Regions from separate parts of the Mus musculus genome. Here region 2 is linked to region 1. A link is a loop called in an ENCODE intact Hi-C map of the cell type or tissue named here. Cell type or tissue: heart. All regions are shown on one strand. Links, peaks and the distances in the headings refer to the core of each region. The heading gives the core; the rest is flanking DNA.

What was found. Peaks named below come from ENCODE experiments on the same cell type or tissue, not always from the same donor. Only the 100,000 strongest peaks of a DNase experiment are listed, where the experiment ranks them.
Region 2: a loop joins it to region 1, with 2.0 times the contacts of the local background. A loop is called at or near these places in 3 of 42 quality-filtered maps.

What each region holds. Positions count from the first base shown.
Region 1 is chr10:20,222,145-20,231,328 of GRCm38, reverse strand. It overlaps Map7 (microtubule-associated protein 7), which reads right to left. Exons shown (of 18, transcript NM_001358787.1): 2 at 447-545. Among named protein-coding and RNA genes, the nearest start is that of Rpl32l, 18 kb to the right of the region's middle. In heart, for the core only: no CTCF peak of the experiment used is centred there; no DNase peak of the experiment used is centred there.
Region 2 is chr10:20,152,751-20,161,934 of GRCm38, reverse strand. It overlaps a transcript of Map7 not described here. Among named protein-coding and RNA genes, the nearest start is that of Map7, 14 kb to the left of the region's middle. In heart, for the core only: no CTCF peak of the experiment used is centred there; no DNase peak of the experiment used is centred there; H3K27ac peaks cover 541 bases.

The sequences.
Region 1 (9,184 bases), core at 392-8,391:
TTCGTTTGATGTAAGTAAATGGGCGCACAAACATCTTGTCTCAGTGATTATCAAATGACTCCATAAGGTTTGTGTTTTCATTTCTATTTAGGGGAGGAAGCTGGGGCTGGAGAGATGGCCCAGTATTTAAGAACAGTAACTGCCCTTGCAGAGGACCCGAGTCCAGTTCCCAGCAATCACATGCTGGCTCACAACCATGTATAGTCGGTTATGAAGCCCTCTTCTGTCATGTAGGCATATATGCAATTAGAGTACTCATATACATAAATATACAAATCTGAGAGAGGGGGTGGGGGAGGGAGGGGCATTGGGAGATTTTGCTTTTGCTTTGGTGGCAGGGACAGAGCCAAGCACTCCTAAACTCTACTTTTAGATTCTAGTCATCAGCATGGGGCTGCAGCTTTTAAATGACCTCCCACTTCTGAATGTAACTGTCGATATCGTACCTGGTTTGTTTCCTGAGTGGTTGCTAGTTTGTCCTGAAACTGTAGAAGTGGGGCGGCTGGGGGCAGTTCTCTTCTCTTGTACTTTATAGCCATCAGACGCTACAGAGAGACAGAAAGAGACAATTCATTAGTTCCTTAAAATGTATCCCCAAGCACTCAGAGGTTCAACGTTTACTGTGACCAGGTAGGAAGCTACAGTCAAAACTACAAAGTAGTAGTAGTTATGACTTCCAAGTTCGAGGAGGGCGCTGTTCAGCAGAGTGACTGGTCCTGCATTAGTGACTTGCTTCAGGGCCTAGTAGAGGGCTCTCCTCTTTCTGTCAGAGTTCACAGAAAACTAAGTCTTTTTGTTGTTCTGTATAGTAGGTACTGGGCTACCCTGGTGCTTACTATGTAGCTCAGGCTGCCTGTAAACTCAGAAAATTCTCCTGCCTGCGCTCCTGAGAACTGAGATTTTAGAAAACAGCCCTTGAGCCCAGCTCTTAGAAGGTTCAAACATTAGGAATTTTAAGGATTCCACAAATGGAACCAGTTGATCACCAAGAGGGAACTGGGATAAAAGAAGCAAGGGGGAAGGCTCTGGCCAGGCAGCAGGCTTCATAGTTCAGCACTGGGCGCTGGGCACTGGGCACTGCTCACGCCTGCTGGGCAGGCGGGCTAGTTAGCCACGCCCTCAGTGCAGCAGAGAATACCAGATGCAGGAAATTATCTGTTTATCCAGATAAACAAGTCCAGGCGTACAAAGTCATCACTGGCTTCTCTTTTTACTCCCTGCATCTAACTCATTAGTCTCTCTGTTCTGCCTTAAAAAGCACCAAGAGCACCACCTCTGGCCATCTCTCCTCCAAGTGCCTTTGACCTCCAGGTCTCCTTCACTCTGTTCACACATCCATGATCTCATGACAACACTTCAGACCAACCCCCTGCTCAAAACTCTGTAGCAACAGCTCCCATCACGCCCAGAGTAAAATCCAAGGTCTCTACCGTATTCTAGACAGGAGAGTGAGTTTAGGTCTTCATGGGGTTCCACTTCCCATTCATCTTTGTTCCAGGAGAACCAACTTCCTCCAGAGTCCATCCCAGACACTGAGCACGTACCCAAAGGCTCTTGTTACAGATGGCAGCTGGGGTCTCTGCTCAATTGTGACATCAGAGTCCTCCTGGGCTACTTATAAATGGTACTGTCCACCCTAACCCATCTTGCTTAACCGATAGTCCTTACCCTCGGGAATCTTAAGATCACTTCCTTTTCTTAGGTAGCAGGACAGGATATTATTATTCTTAATATTAATATTTAGAGAAGAGGGTTCCATTTGGTCACGGGGTGTGATGACAATCATGCCATGAAGACTATTTTTTTTTTGTTTTTTTGTTTTTTTTCGAGACAGGATTTCTCTGTGTAGCCCTGGCTGTCCTGGAACTCACTTTGTAGACCAGGCTGGCCTCAAACTCAGAAATCCTCCTGCCTCTGCCTCCCGAGTGCTGGGATTAAAGGCGTGCACCACCATGCCTGTCTATGAAGACTAACTTTAAAACAGCTTTCTAAGATGTATTTCCTCCCTCCCTCCGTCCCTATTTTCCTTCTTGATCTCCAAGACAAGGTCTTAGTATCTAGTTTTGGCTGGCCTGTGCTCACAGTACAAGCCAGGCTGACTTCTTACTCATAGCATAGCCCCTGCCTTAGTCTCCCAAGTTCTGACACCATAGGTGTGCACCACGACACTGGGGCAAGCAGTATGTACAAGGGGACTGCAGAGACCCAACGTTCGCCCTCAAATACTTATATTTTGTGACTATATTTCAACCACACCAGGAATTTGCTAGCGAGGATCACGCAACCTCTTTGCTTTAAGTAACAGGCTGATGTCTGGCTGGCGCTTTGTATACTGGGTTGTTTCTACCGACTTTCCTGGAAGAGTTTGTAAAGATTCAGGAACTCTGAATCATGAGTCAAAACAAGTATCTCTTAAAGAAAAATGAATCAGTAGAGAGGGCCGACGAGACGGCTCAGTGGTAGAGCACTTGCCTGGAGTATGGTAAGCTGGCACCTACACTCAGCACGGGTGGTGAGGAGGACTCAGTACACTGGGCAGGGCAGTAAATGAGAAGTTAAACAGGAGATGGCCTCGATTGTTGGCTTCTAACAGTACTTGGTACTTAAGGAAACTTTCCTCAAGTTGTCACTTTGCAGCTGGGAAAGGGTCATGTTGTATAGTGCATCCCACGGTGAACAATGTAGAGGTGGCTAAGTCAGGATGAGCGTAGGTGAACCAGGACAGGCCCTGGCACACTGGCCAGGGACAGCAGCAGATGTCAGGACATCTCCAGAACACTGTTCCACGTGCTTACTTCAAAATCATGTGGTCAGTGTTGCCGTGTAGCAGATGAAGCCCAGACCCAGGAGGGCTGACCTACAGTCTCATAACTAGAGGCAGCCCCTCAAAACACGCAAACTGGAGTGTCATTGGAACCTTTGTTGTCACTGTCACAGAGAGGCTCTTTCGTTAGGTTGCAAGTTAATCTCTCAAAAATGGCTCACAATATGTAAACACATGTGCCAAGGGCTTGGGAAGGCATGCATGGGCTTTTTATTTATTTATTTTTATTTAATTAATTTAATTTTTAATTTTACTGTTATCTCCAGCACATACCAAGTTAAGCTGTTTATGAAAGCCTATAAACTCTCTACTTTTATGTTACTGTCCTGAAGTTTTATTATGAGTGGAAATGGGCAGATTCCTAGGGCGGAAAACCCTCACTTTCTCTCATCTGCTGAGAGACAGCTAGTACCTCTCAGATGCAGGCAGTACTGTGAGGATGAACAGGGACAATGGCTGTGAACAGTCTACACAGGCTTGTCACACAGAAGCAGTTTGTTCAGGGCCCTTTCTGTCAGGCTAAGCCCTTCTGCAGTGTTCCGGGACTCCCATGTCAGAGGGGTTCAGAACCAGCAGGCCTGTGCCTGCTGTGTGAATCCTCTGCAGAAAAACTGAGGCCAAGTCTCAAGTTCCCGGCGGTAAAGAAAGCAAAGAAAGCAAAGAGAGGCCCAGAGCTGTGAGGAGTCCAAAATCCCGAGCGGAAGCCTCGCCGGGAGGAAGCCACTCAGTCACTGGCTTTCCCTCCCTCAGAGCTGTGCGGAGAGAAGACCTAGACAGACCAGCTTGGTAGCAGTGTTCCTGGTGAGCAAGCAACACATGCAGCAGAAGAGGAAAGCTTAAACTGCAATTAGAATCATTTGAAAAATAAATTATAATTTTTCATTTTAATAGCACAGGGAATTTCACCAAATAAGAACAACATGGGATGAAGAGTTAGCCCAGGAATAGTGTGCCTCACCTGCCATGCGTGAGGCCCTGGGTTTGGTTTCAGTGCCCTCCCACCAAAACAAACAAACAAACAAACAAACAAACAAACCAAAGCCAACAACCCTCGCCAAGCAACAAAAACAATAAAAACAGAAATTTATCTTCAGCTGGGCAGTGGTGGCGCTCAGCACTTGGAAGGCAGAGGCAGGCGGATTTCTGAGTTTGAGGCCAGCCTGGGCTACACAGAGAAACCCTGTCTGGAAAACCAAAAACATAACCAAAAAGAAAGGAAAAGAAATTTAATTTCAGCTTTTCAAAATTAAAAAAATTTAAACTCTTAGGAAATTTATAGCTAGGGCTACGTATACCATCTTTAAGTTTGTCAGTAGAAAAGAAACCATTTTAAATGAGTCAAGTGATGTTCCAATACTGTTTGCTTGAACCTTTTCCTTGTGTTCAAATAAGCCACACACCATGATGCTAAGTTTTTGCTAACCCTAAGAAACCCTGAGTGATCTTCCTGCTCCCTTAAAAGCTTCATTCCATTAGCGTCTAAATGAGCATCCTGGAATAAGGCCAAAGGGAAGCACACAGGCAAGATGCCTTGTGGACAGCCTTGGGACAGGCTCTCGGAGGCACTCAGAGCCAAAGTACGAATGCAGCCAGCACAAAGGCTGCCCTCTGCTAAAAACTGCACATCGCCAGACAAGCTGTGAATGAGCCTTTCACAGTCCACACAGCTGTAACTTCCCATGTCCTTGCAATGGTCTCTCTTCAGAGGTGCTGGGGTCCCCAGTGCTTTGACATTTGAGTATATGAGGGAGTGCTGTGTGATAGAACTGATCTCACTGAGCTGCTCATTTGTCAGAATTCGTATTCTACAGCACATTAACAAATGACCTGGAGAATGAACCTACGTTTCTTGTGCTTGTTAGCCAAGGTGAATTGAGACCCTTGAATGAAACTGGCTAGCTTTGAACTCACAATCCTCCTATATTAGTCTCCTTACTCCTGGGATTATAGCAGTAGAGCATTATGTATGGGCTCAGGGCTGGCTGGCAGCAAAAGCTTAGAACCCAGTTCCTTTCTGTATAGGCATCCCTGCCTGTCCATCATTTAGTTGGTGTCTGTGGGCATACAGCTTTGGTGCAATAACTGAGAACACATGACATCACTTTTTATCATAGGTGGAAATGAGCAGTTTCATGTTTGTCTGACAGTTTCAGTGTATGTGTTGAAAAAGTGAATGTAACCGACCAGACACCGCTATCCTCATTTACATGTAATGTTCCTCGTAGTTATTCATTCAACTATACAGTACCCTTGCAGGATTAACATTTTAGTCATAAATACTAACCCTCTAATTTTAGTTATGAAATTCGCATTATATGAAAAGGCAATTTCATAACACCTACTGCCTTGACCACTGCGAACGCTTCCTTCGTTTAACTTCTGAACCACAGTCATTCCGAGTTTGTGTAGCAACAATCAAAGGTTACAGGAGTGAGAACCAGATAAATACACATTTAGGAGTAGAAGATAAATCACACTTTACTCCTCCCAGCCCCTGTTTCTTCCTCCTTCAGCTTGTTCAGACAGTCCCTACTAAACCAGGTCACACAGGCTAGCTGTCAAGAGACAGCACCGTACACAGGTTGAGGGGCTGCCCTTGGAGCTGGCAGGGAAAACGAAGCCTAGGCTAACGTGGTGACAGGGTCCGGGGGAGCAAGCAACAGATGCAATACTGTGTGAATAGAACTTCTATTCTGCAGTAATTGCCAGCTCTGAGGCCTACTGCCTCTGTCTGCTAACCTGGCCTAGTCCTGGAAGCTTCTAGCCTCTGTACAATCTAATCTAGCCTAGACTGTTTTCAGCCTCTGAGACTTGCTGCTGAAAAACTCTCCCCTTCCTAGGTTCCTTCTGGGCTTACCAGACAACTCAGCTGGCTTCTCACTTGGCCTCTGAATTGTTCTGCTTGGGCTCAAACTAACTTTGGCAATGATTCTAATATTTCTTCTGGCTCCTTCTCATCCTCTGGCTTTTTCTGTCTTCTCCTGAGTCTAGCTAGTTCTCTTTTCAACTTGAGTAAAACGCTCTCAGTAAACTGCCACCCCTCTCTTTCCTTTTCTCTCTCTGTGCTCTCTTAAATAGCTTCCCTTTTCTCTTTCTTGGGGATACCCTATTCTGTCAAATCTTTCTTGGATTTGTCACTTTGTCATCCAGTTAGATGTCACTTTCAAAAACCGGTGCTTCCTTCTACAAACTAATTTTACCTTCATTGTTTGGGATGAAAGGTGTGTACTAAGGGCTCGTCTGAATTCCAGCCAGAGGATTGAAGGTGCTAAGGCTGAGCTACATCACAACTAGACACAGGTTCTTTTCAGTAAATAACAATCCTGGGTTTCAGATTTGGGCTGTTTTGGGGGATTTCAGGACATCTGCACATACATAGTTACATATCTGCGAGTTATGGTCCACATTTCAACATGAAATTATACATGTACATCTAGCCTGAAAGCAATTGAACATAGTTTTTCATGTACACCCATTTTGACTGAATCGTATCACCTGCAGCCAGATGTAGAATTTTCTAATTGTGGCATTAGCCAATGTTAAAACTCAGTATTTTATCAGACAAGACTCAAAACCAAACAGCCAAGCAAGGACTCACAGAGCCACTGTCCTAACACAAGGGAATATCACTTGGTCTGTGTGGGCGAAATCACGAGGTGATTCCGGTTTCAGCTGACAGCATGGGTAAGAACAGACAAGCCTTTCAGCCTCAGAATTTGTAAATCTTATCCTCTCCTGAAATAATTATCAAACTTGTTTCTGATAATTTGTTTTAAAACAGCCCAGGAAATTGCCACCGTAGTGAACATGAAGGGGAGCTTGTCTTAGAACATGTATGACCAGTGTATTTTGTGGGAACATTAAGAAGCCAACCACTAAGCTGTTTGGTTTACTGAAAGCACCCCCTTGGTTCATTTTACAGTCCCCTCACACAGAGCCAATAGGACTAAACTTTACACACTTTAAATTCAATCAAAAAAAAACTTTTACGGGGGAGTTGTTTGCTTGTTTGGTTGAGACAGGGTCTCATGTAGCGCAGGCTGGCCTTGAGCTAGGAAGGCAAGGACGACCTTGAACTTGGAATCTTCCTGCCGCCTTTTCTCAAGCACTTCCCAGTGCAGGGATCACAGGCATGCACTACCACACTACTCAGAAAAAGACTTTTAAAAAGGACTACTTTTTAAAATGTGTGTGTATATGTTTGTGTCTATGAACACGTGAGTGTAGGTGCCTGGAGTCCAGATGTGTGCTGGCTTCCCTAGAACATGTTAACTGGCAGTGGTGAGCCATCTGATACAAGTGCCAGGGAGTGAACCTGGATTCTCTGAAAGACAAGCACTAACCACTAAGCTGTCTTTTCCCAGCTCCCAGAAAAATGACTTTATCTTAAAATAAACAAGAAAAGGAAAACTTTTCTTCACTAAAGGACAATCCTCTAAATAGAAAATCGTATTTTCTACCTATTGTAGCATACACCAGGTTACAAGGCAAGCTGTCCCTCCTTTGATGGTGACTTAAGTCTCCAGCAACCGTTTGCAGTTATAGTGTTAGTGGCTACACACATTACCCTGTTTTAAGCTTAGCACAGTACAGACTGCACAAAGTGAAGGAAGTCTTAACAATGCAAATGGTTTCCAGTTTTCTTGAGAAATGGTAAATCAGAGGTTGTAATTACTACCCAGCTAATGTCAACAGCTGGGCAAAGTTATAAAATTAGATTTAATCAATTAAGCTCAGTCTGTAATTAGAAGCAACTAAATAACTTGGAAATGAGAAATTAGAGTTCAACTTCATTAGACTTTGCTTAATTAAAGTGAAGTGAAAGAGACTGTTTTTACTTCAGCATGAGAGTAAGTCACTTCATGGAGAAGTAACACAAATAGTGCAATGTTTACAGACATGCTTTGTAACTGCAAAAAAGGCTCCCACACTTAAGCGTGAAAGTTTAACCAAAGTGAGAAGTGTGTTACTCCCGAAACACCCTAAGTAAATAGTAGACGGAATCTAAGACGTTAGCTGGAAGAAACCGAGCAAAATCATTTTACTCCCGAGTATCAGCTGAAAGATAATCAGCGAGACTTGTTGCTCACTGTGAGCAATTGTTCCTCTTCTGCAGTCAGTCAGTAAAATACTCTAGAAATTCTTACCAAATTTCACAGAAATGTCACCAAGTGAGTTATGTACTGAAAGACATATTTTACCCCATTTCATGTCACTAAGCTTTGAACTTAAGTTGTGAAATTATAGGCCAGCCTATCCTGCACCTGCCACCTTGCTCTTCCCTCGAATCAGACCCTCAGACTCAGCATCTCCCCATTAGCCACATTAAATCTTTTTTGTTTTTTTTTACAGCAGCATCAGGTTCACGGAACGACTAAGCAGAAACCCCTTACCCATAGTCTGCGCTCCCACACTAAAGTGATACGTTTGCCGCAAACCTACAGGGGCATCACCAACATCACACGTCTATACTTCACATTAGGGCTCACTGTTGTCGGGACAGATTGACAGTCTTTGTAAATGTGTAATGATTTGAACTGACTATTGCAACAGCACGCAGAACCCATCCACTTACCACACTTCAGCTCCATTCCCTCATAAAATGGCTCCACACTATTCTTTTTTTTTTTTTTTGGCTCTACATTATTCTTAACACCACCACTTTTTCTTTGACTTTTACAACACTGCCGTCTTCCCAATACCACCTGACATTGTAAAATAATGTTTTGTATCGACTCTTTGAAGATACAAATGTTTTGTATTGATTCTCTGCGGATATCATAATGTTTTGTGTTGATTCTTTCAGGATATAACAGTGTTTTGTATTGATTCGTTGAGGCTATAAATCATGCAATGCTTTTGATTGTGTTCATCTTCTCCCAACTTTTCTGAGATCCATAAATCCCTACCCACTTACTTTCATAGTCAGTGCCTAACCCCGCTACCAGAGTCTTACTATGTAACCCAGGCTATCCTGGAATTTATATTGCTGGTTAAGGCCGAAATAACAGAAGAAACATTTGGTTATCTTCAGTTTTGATGCATAAGTGCCTCCTGGTCCCCTTTCCACCCCACTGGCCTACACTGTGCATTCTGTGACTTAAGCATTTCCACTTTCTACCAGAGTCAAAACCCCCAGTCAAGAGCATTGCCTTGGGTACTGAGCTGGATACATTCTGGGGCTCACTGAGGCTCCTATAGACACCTGCATGGAACTCTGTAATTGGATAACCTTGAGCTGCCAACACTCCCATTTCTACCTCCACATTCTGGGATTGCATGTACCTCCTACTGTGCTGGGTATCAGCGGGTATCCTTTTGAGACTTTCTGGAAGACAACAGGCCCAGGGTTCCGGGGCC
Region 2 (9,184 bases), core at 639-8,638, 70 kb after region 1:
AGGGCATGAGACTGAATTCCCAAAATCCACGTAAAGGCCATGTCCATGGCAGAGATGTCTTCAAGCCCAGCACACCTACGTGGGGAGGGGAGATGGAGACAGGAGAATCTCTGGAAGTTTATAAGCCAGCGAGCCCAGTATACATAGAAGAAGAAAACAAAGACTGACTCAAAGTGGAAGTTGAGGACACACACCCAGGTCCTCAGACCACATACACATGTATGATGTACACACAGACGGATGGATGGACAGACACACTCTACTATTTTTAAGGTTTACTTACTTTTAAGTGCGGCAGTGTCTTGCCTGCCTGTGTGCATGTGTACCACGCGCATTTCTGGTACTTGCAGAAGAGGCATCGGATGCCCTAGAACTGAAGTTCCAGGCGGCTGTGAGCCACCGTGTGGGTGTGGGCAACCAAATCCCCCATGAGAGCAGCCAGTGCTCTTAACCTCTGAGACTTTTAACAGCTAGTTCCTTTCTATTTGGTTGCTGGGATCAAATACAAGGCCTGCACGTGCTAGTAAGAGGTTTAACCTCAGGCCTGAAGGCTTTGCAAAGCATAAAGTCCTTCATAGTGGTTTGGAATACTCAGTGCACGAGTCCCATACCCCAAGTTCTGTCTGAACCCTTTGCAGGATTTAGAGTAGACTTTGCCCTTCTGACACCTCACCCATCCCTTCTCTTTCCAAACTGCTCTGGAGACTGACTTTCTTGTGTCCAGCAACGCACGCTGTGGCACCATCCCAGCTCTGCATGGCTTTCCTTACAGCAAGGTTAGATTCTGTGCAGCACCGCCATCTGATGGGCGGGGCCACACTCTTCCCCTCTGTGCTCTTGTCCATGCGCAGCAGATAAATCTTGGGCTGGCTGAACTTGGAGGAGGGCTGAAATGGAATCCTCGACTTTGCCTTTAGCACCAGGACGTCCGTGAAGAGGATTGGATAGGAAATGCAAATGCAAGATTTTGTCCTGTGAGGCTTCCCTGGGCCACAGGCTTACACAGTTTTGCTGTCTAAAGTCATTTGAATCACATAGCTCTCCTAGACCAAAACAGCTCATTCTCCTGCTTCTCAGATTTGAACACTTTCTTCCAATGGCCAAGCCATCTCCTGTACTTTCACTTTGGTTCTTAATGGTGTCTGTGTTTTACACAGTCCCTTACAGAGCACTGGATATATAGAAAAAAAAAAATGTATCTTCATAAGGAGGCTTAAAATTATAAAGTCGCCATCCGAAAAAAAATTCTCGATTTATTCTTTTTTTGTTTGTTTGTTTGTTTTTCGAGACAGGGTTTCTCTATATAGCCCTGGCTGTCCTGGAACTCACTCTGTAGACCAGGCTGGCCTCAAACTCAGAAATCTGCCTGTCTCTGCCTCCCAAGTGCTGGGATTAAAAGTATGCACCACCACACCCGGCCTGGATTTATTCTTAATTCTGAATATATATATATGTAAATGATAACCTTCCATTTCCTATAACATATTTATTGAAGAATATTCACATCATTACTATTCATAACAAAGGACCTATTCAGAGACTGAGAGCTCATTTGAGGCAGCGACACATTTTAATTTTGCCAAGTTTTTTTTTTCTAAATGAGATAAAACCTATATTACAACCAAGTCTAGTTTCACAAGTCATTTCTTAAAGACTTTTTCTTTCATAGATTTACTTATTTATTATATGTAAGTACACTGTAGCTGTCTTCAGACACCCCAGAAGAGGGGAGTCAGATTTTGTTACGGATGGTTGTGAGCCACCTTGTGATTGCTGGGAATTGAACTCAGGACCTTCAGAAGAGCAGTCAGTGCTCTTAACCATTGAGCCATCTCTCCAGCCCTCACAAATCATTTCTTAAAGGAGAAATTAGTGTCTTGCACCTGGACCCCATACAACCAGGGCTTTTGCGACTTAAGGAAGTTTTTTCTAAAACTGGTGACTTTCAGAAATGAAATCACTTTCTGAAGCACTCTGCTTCATTTTGTCTGAAGAAGCCGAACTGTCTCTTGCTTCTCCTGAAAGCCTAGTAGAAGATGAGCTACACCAGCCTCCCATGTTCCCCACAGAGGGATACCTTAGCTCAAATGGGTCTGAGAAGCCCATCCTCACCTTCCAAAGGGAATGGAAGTCTATCTTCATGGCTTAAACATATTAACTTTTGTAGCAATATTTTAAGAACTTAAAATAATAAAATCACTTTGTGTAAGATAAAAGAAAATGAAAATGAGCCAAGAGGTGCTGCTGTTAGTGCCTCAAAGACACAACATAATCCAAGCATCCTGCAGACCAGAACAGAGCCATCTTCTAACAGAACGCTAAGTCACATGTGGACAGGTGAAAAGCTGCCTTGGTGGCACCTTTTATACCAGGCCTTACCTGGTCCAGTGAGGTCACACAGCTACAATTAGCTCTGAGTCAGCACTGCATTCCGACGCCCTCTCTAGGGTGAGCTCACCAATTTAAGTAGAACCTTGCTTGAGAAAGGCAGCATGTCAGGGTATGCCCGTCTTTGCATGGTGACGCAGTATTAATCCTTTATAATAAACAGTTCATACTTCACTGTGTCATGGATGCTTCTCCATCTTAACTCATTTCTTCCCAGAGAGGCTGGTACTACTGTGCCTTCAGTTTTAAAAGGTAGAGATGGTTGCTTATGTGACTTGTCAAGATCCCACAGGCAGTAGTAAGTGGTAGAGGCTCCAGTGTCCTTGTACCAAAATTAGTATTACTCCTGAGCAGTTTTAGTTTTAGGAGCAAGGCCTTGCTTAGATCTGGCTTTGCAAATATGCAGCAACAGACACAAACTTGACACAGAAGCCCCTCCAGACATTTCAGCACATGAAGTATTGTGGTATCAGAGAGTAATTGAAGGTGATATCTGGAGTGTGAAGCATCCTGTGGAGAAAAGAGCAAGGAGCAAGCGCCTGGTGGGAGGGAGGGAGAGGGAGGGAGGGCACAGTGGCCTGAAGGCCATCAGCATCCAGTCCCACAGGAGGCTCAAACAGAGCAGATGGAGAGGAACGCATCCTGTCAGCTATTAATAGATGCTGAAGAACCAAGGTGGTTAGAGGCCACAGGGTCATCACAAACTCCTCGGGAAAACTTCTTGCCATCTACTTATTCCAAATTAACCTTTCCCGTTTTTGAGGAGAGAAGGAAGAAGACTGAACACTAAAGGAAAAAGAGAAAAAAGCTCCTTATATACCATTCTGTCTACTTCACATTTATATATAAAGTATACAAGTGTGCCACTGAGAGTGTTATACTGTCCACGAGAATGTACTCACACCTAATTTCATCTATATTCACTTCAAAAGGTTTTGGGGAGAAAAATGAAGCAAAGTCTACAAAATTCAGGGTAACAGCTGTTAAGACTGTCCATGTAGTCACTGGAAGCAAGGTCTACCTCACACCTCCAAATTAAACCTACCCAGACAGTCCGACAGAATAGTTCAAGGTGGGACGTGGGGTTGAAACCAGCTTTCAGCATGGTCTGCACACAGGAGGCGCCTGGGGAGTTTTAAACCCACTACCACCACCTGGCTGCCACCTGCTTGATCCTCTTGACAATTGCCTGGGCACCATGGGGTTCTAGGTCCCAAGTGATTTTAACTTTTTTGCCAAAACTAAGAACCCCTGATCTGAAGTTATGGTGTTCTAGCAGGTGACCTCAGCAATAGTGCCAACAACATGACCTTCTGCCCAAGGAGTAAGCCTTATTCAAGTTAGCTGTGGGCTAACTTAGAACCTTGTATAGAAACAATCAGCTGGAATGCAGAAAGCAGGCGCCCCGGGCCTGTCTGTCCAGTCTGCCACACAGAAGTCTCAGGTCAGGAGCTTCCGAGAACCACCCATCCAGATTAAAATCTTGAGAAGCAGTCAAGCTTCCTGCAATAGGAATTCATCTGATTTATAAGTAAATAATTAGCTGGGCTGTGGTGGCGCACGCCTTTAATCCCAGCACTTGGGAGGCAGAGGCAGGCAGATTTCTGAGTTCGAGGCCAACCTGGTCTACAGATTGAGTTCCAGGATAGCCAGGGCTACAAAGAAAAACCCTGTCTCGGGAAGAAAAAGAAAAAAAAAGATAAATAATTATGCATTTCAGCGCTATCCCGCATGGTTTGGAGAAAGGGGGTTCTTGCTAGAATTTTACCTTGAAATTTGAACTTACCCTAGAGTCTAGCTTCTTTCTATATTCGATGTGGTGTCAGTGACCCCATTTTACAACACAGTACAGGATGGGTCTGATACCAGAAAGCCAACTTTAAAAAGGAGGTTTGGCTGGCAATTGTTAGAAAGCCACAGAATTTTAAGGTACCTCATACGGTAATGTTCTAAACTTAGACCCAGGATTTTATTAACAATCTTGCAAAGTGCAGTTCACAGATGGCATCTACTTGCAAGTTCCCACTCTTTCCTTCGGGTTGCTGTGCCCACCTGTACTGTCTGGTTAGTTCTGCCAACCCTGGGCTTTTTCTCAGGCAACTGGCTTTTCATATTAAGCTCGCACAAAGTTTCATTTTGGCCTTTCCATACGCATATTATACTGTCTTCATTCATCTCCAGGGCTTGTCCCCCTACCCACCCCCACGTTGCTGGTTCCCCCTCCCTAAATGCCCCAGCTCAGCTGGCATGCTACTCCACAGGAATTCAATTACTCCCCACCCCCTCTAGATTTCTTTGCATTCACTCTTGATCTCCTCCCCAGACAGTTTCTTAAAATAGAATCTCCTGTAGCCAAGGCTGGCCTTGAACTTCTGACCCTCCTGCACCCATCTTCCAAGCACTAGGACTACAGGGGTACATTTTCATCACACACACTATGAAGTCTAAATTCAATATAGTACAGAAAATATACTCGTCTGAGTCCTGCTTTTTTTGGGGTGGGGGTGGGGGTGGCGGTTTCGAGACAGGGTTTCTCTGTATAGCTCTGGCTGTCTTGGAACTCACTGTGTAGACCAGATTGGCCTTGAACTCAGAGACCCGCCTGCCTGTGCCTCCCAAATGCTGGGATTAAAGGTGTTGGCCACCATGCTTCACTGGGCCACAGTGAAGTTTCTTTATCCTTTCGCCTACTGATGGACGTCTAGGCCAGTTCCGTTTCTTAGCTATTTTAAACAGTGCAGCAATCAATGTGGCTCTCATAACTAGCTCTGTGGGAGCATCCAAGAGGAGGACATGCTGAATGTAGCTGACTTTGACTTATTTTTTTAAACTTAGTTATTTTCATGTTGTCAAAAACATACATATCTGCAAATTAGCATTGAAAGTCATTATCATGGGGTGCAGCTCAGTTCAGAGCATTTGCCTAACATGCAAAAGGTCCTCCCTGTATCTGATCCCTAGTAGCTCTAGAGAAAAAAAGAAAAAGGGTTGGAGAGATGGCTCAGTGAATAAGATGTCTGTGAGTCAGTGTGGGACCCCAGTTGAATCTCCAGTATCCATCTAGAAAGCCGGTGTGAATGCAGTATGAATGGGTGCATCTATTATTCCAGAGCTGTGAGGTGGAGACAGAAGGACTGGGGGCGAGGCTTGCCTCCTTAATCAATGAGTTTCTGTCTCAGGAATAGGCATAGAGTGATGAAGCAGTCCAGCCACATTAACACGCACAGGTGTATAAACCTTACACACTCATATATATGCCCGAATTATACACGCTATACTCTCAAACATACACATAAACAAGAAATAATGAAAAAGTAAAACTTGAAGTAACACCTAATTAAAAAATCTAATTTTTCAACTAGTTCTGAATTTAAATACATATTAAAGAGAATAATCCTTAACAGGAAAAAGCAGTGAAATGTCATTTAATTTACATTGCAAACAACTAAACATTATAAGGAAAATTATAAATAGTAATTTATAATAGTAAGGCGGTAGGAGGCACATTGCTGGGGAGTAGAGCCTTAAACTGGAGAACAAGTCTCACTGCAACAAGCACGAAGACCTGGTCCCTGACAGAGATAAAGAGTTCAGCGACAGACTACAGGCACTGAGAGCATTTCACAAACTGGAGATTAACACAAAGCATTCATCTTGATAACAGAGTGAGTCCCAAGAAATGGGATCACAAGACAAGATATACAACCAGTATTCCCAGCTTGCTTTCTTTTCATTTTTCTAGATCCAGGGTCTCACTAGCTGGCCTGGTACTTACTATGTAGACTCATGGAGACCATGAGGGGAGCCCGCCCTGCAGGCCAGCATCACCACGCCAGGCTATTTACAATATTCTAATACAAAAGCTCCTTGTCAGGTCTAGGGATGAGAGTACAGATGCCCCGGAGAGGAGAGAGAAGGGCACTGGCACGGGTCCTCTGTGTGAAAGTGCGTCGGCTCACAATCTCAGAGCACAGGCTGCACAGGAAGGAAGAAAGGCCTTGGGGATAAGAGAAAAGGAGATGAAGCCAAGATGGGCGTCAGACAGACTCTAGAGCTGGGAATATAGCTGGTGATCAAGAACTTGTCTGATATGGACCTGGCCCTGAGCTCAGTTCCCAGAATCACAGAACAGCAAGCCACCAAACAGAACCCTGGGTTCTGGGCTCAACATGACCTCATTTCAGAGACTGCATTAGCATCAAGCAAAAAATATCTCACTTTGAAGCAATTACAGCTTACTTAAAAAACTTAGTGGAGTGACTAAAATGAAAACCATCAAATCAACAAAATATACAAGGGCCGAAAAGGATGCAGAACAATCTCACAGGACGCTCACAGAAAAAGGTGTACAGCCACCCTAGAAGTGGCAACGTCTTACACAATCACATTGGAGACAACAATGTAAGTATCTGCCATAAATGAAACCAGTGACGTAAAAACCAACATACGAATATTTGCAACAGTTGTTTCTCCTACCCAAACCTAGGAGTGACTGGACGTCCTTAAGTTGGGGACAGGGAAGCACTAGGTGCTAGGGCAGGGAACTACCAATGCACATCACGGTGTGCTCAGATCTCAAATACATTAGGCTGTGGGGGCGGGGGGCGGCACCCCTGCAAAGGTTACATGGTATGCTTCCACTTAAGACTCTGGGAAAAGTCAAAGCAAAGATGGAAAATAGATCAGTGGGTGGGAAATGAGCCAGAGGGAGCTCTGGAAGACAAGACTCTAAGCCCTATCGACAGTGATGGTTATACATCTATAGCTACGTTGACAGTCTACTGAAACAACACATTTAAAAAACAATTAAAAACTCCTTTACTAGCCGGGCATGCCTTAAATCCCAACACTCGGGAGGCAGAGGCAGGCAGATTTCTGAGTTCGAGGCCAGCCTGGTCTACAAAGTGAGTTCCAGGACAGCCAGGGCTATACAGAGAAACCCTGTCTCAGAAAAAACAAAACAAAACAAAACAAAAAACAAAAAAACCAAAAACAAAAAACCCACCTCTACTTATTCGAGAATTTCTAATGTATTGATTTTTTTTTTCTGGCAACTTTTATGGAACGGTCTACTGGGCTATCTCATCTTTCCAATGCTCAATCTATTAATCATTATTATAAAGGATGTGCCCCCAACTCTTGGACCAACTGAAATTCCTCTGCTAGGAGAAACCAGTGGAAACCTCAATCCAAAGTAATGGCTTTAAAATATCATTTCAGTTTTGGAATGTTTGACCTTTTTGTCCCTCTTGGGCATCTCTCACTTCTCTGACTTGGCTGTCTGTCCCTCCTCCATTTTGAATGGTTGTCTATCCTGTCTGCAGTTTTTCTTTCTGATCTTTCCTGGAGTGGCCTTCAGACCTGACCTCGTGTCTGTTCCTGCAGGTTCACCAGTTAACTATCTGGCATCACTACTGACACTTTTCCACCTTTTCTTTTACTCAGTTGTACTCACTAATATGTTCGGGTCAAGCTTAAACTAATGAACCAATTAAAAGTGGATCGCCTTGTGTCTTCTTTTTACCTGTGATCCTCTGACATCTCAGAGTCCCAAACCGGCCTCCTTTTTTTATACCCACTGACAGGCCAGTGCCTACCTAGCTCTATCCAGGGACCTCAGAGTTAAGTCTGGAGACCAAACTCTCTCTCCTTTCTTCCTCCATCTGGTCTACACAGCTGCTCTGAAAAGAAGCTCTCCTTCCAGGTTCCAGAGCAAACCGGCACCTCCCGAACTCAAGCACAGCTGTCCCAAATGGGCAGGGTAGGAGGAAAAGGACCTCCCTAGGAGAGGGTGTGTTTGTGCTAATTGTGCAACCCAGCTCTTTAATTCTGATTAACAAAGCTTTATCAAGACAAGCCTTCCTGCTCCAACAATACTGTTCTAGCCTCTTGGCTTGACCTTTGGCCTCAACATATCCATCATGCCTAACTGATTTCCCTGAACACTCACTTTGAGCCTTTCACATTTGTCCTGTCAAGAAACTTTAGCTCCTCTCCTGTATGCCTTTATTTCCCCTCCTCCTCCCTCTGACCACACATCACTCCCTGTTGTTTGGCGGTTAAGTGCTAGCTGCAGCAGGTGCTCCGGGATGACCACAGCCAGAGTGGTCCATCCTTCCTCCACTGAACCCTCACGACCCGTACACATTGGCCTGTGGATTTCCTTACTAAACTCAAAGATCATATTCATCAACCTTCCAAACTCCGTCATTTTAATAACCCATGGAAAGTACACATTCTTGGTTAAATTAGTCTAAGCCTCGATGTCTTTAGTTCTTGTACTAACAAGACTTGAGTATGTTTTTTAAAGCTCTTCGAATAATTTGTTTTCAGGTATCATGACACAAGTGTGTGAATTCTTTAGAGACCATGCCAGTGTAAATTTGCGTTTCACACACATACCTAAGCTATGACAACAGCTGACTTCTCTTCAACTTACCAGTGGTTCTCAGGAGAGAACCACTGACTTAGCGAGATGTGAAGTTTGCCCCCTGAAGCAGCAGCAATTCTAGCTTCTAGGATCTGAATTTCAATAGGGAGGGGCTTACGTCACAGCATAAGCACAACCTGAGTGTCTACTTTCTATGCTTATTTGGGGACAACAGAGGCCCTTCTGGCTTAAATAAAGATCACTTTTTACTCTGGAAAATTTCATACAAGATACATGACCACAGTAAGAAAGTCTAAGTCTGGGCTGGAGAGATGGCTCAGTGGTTAAGAGCAGTGACTGCTCTTCTAGAGGTCCCAAGTTCCAATTCCCAGCACCCACATGGTGGCTCACAACCATCTGTAATAG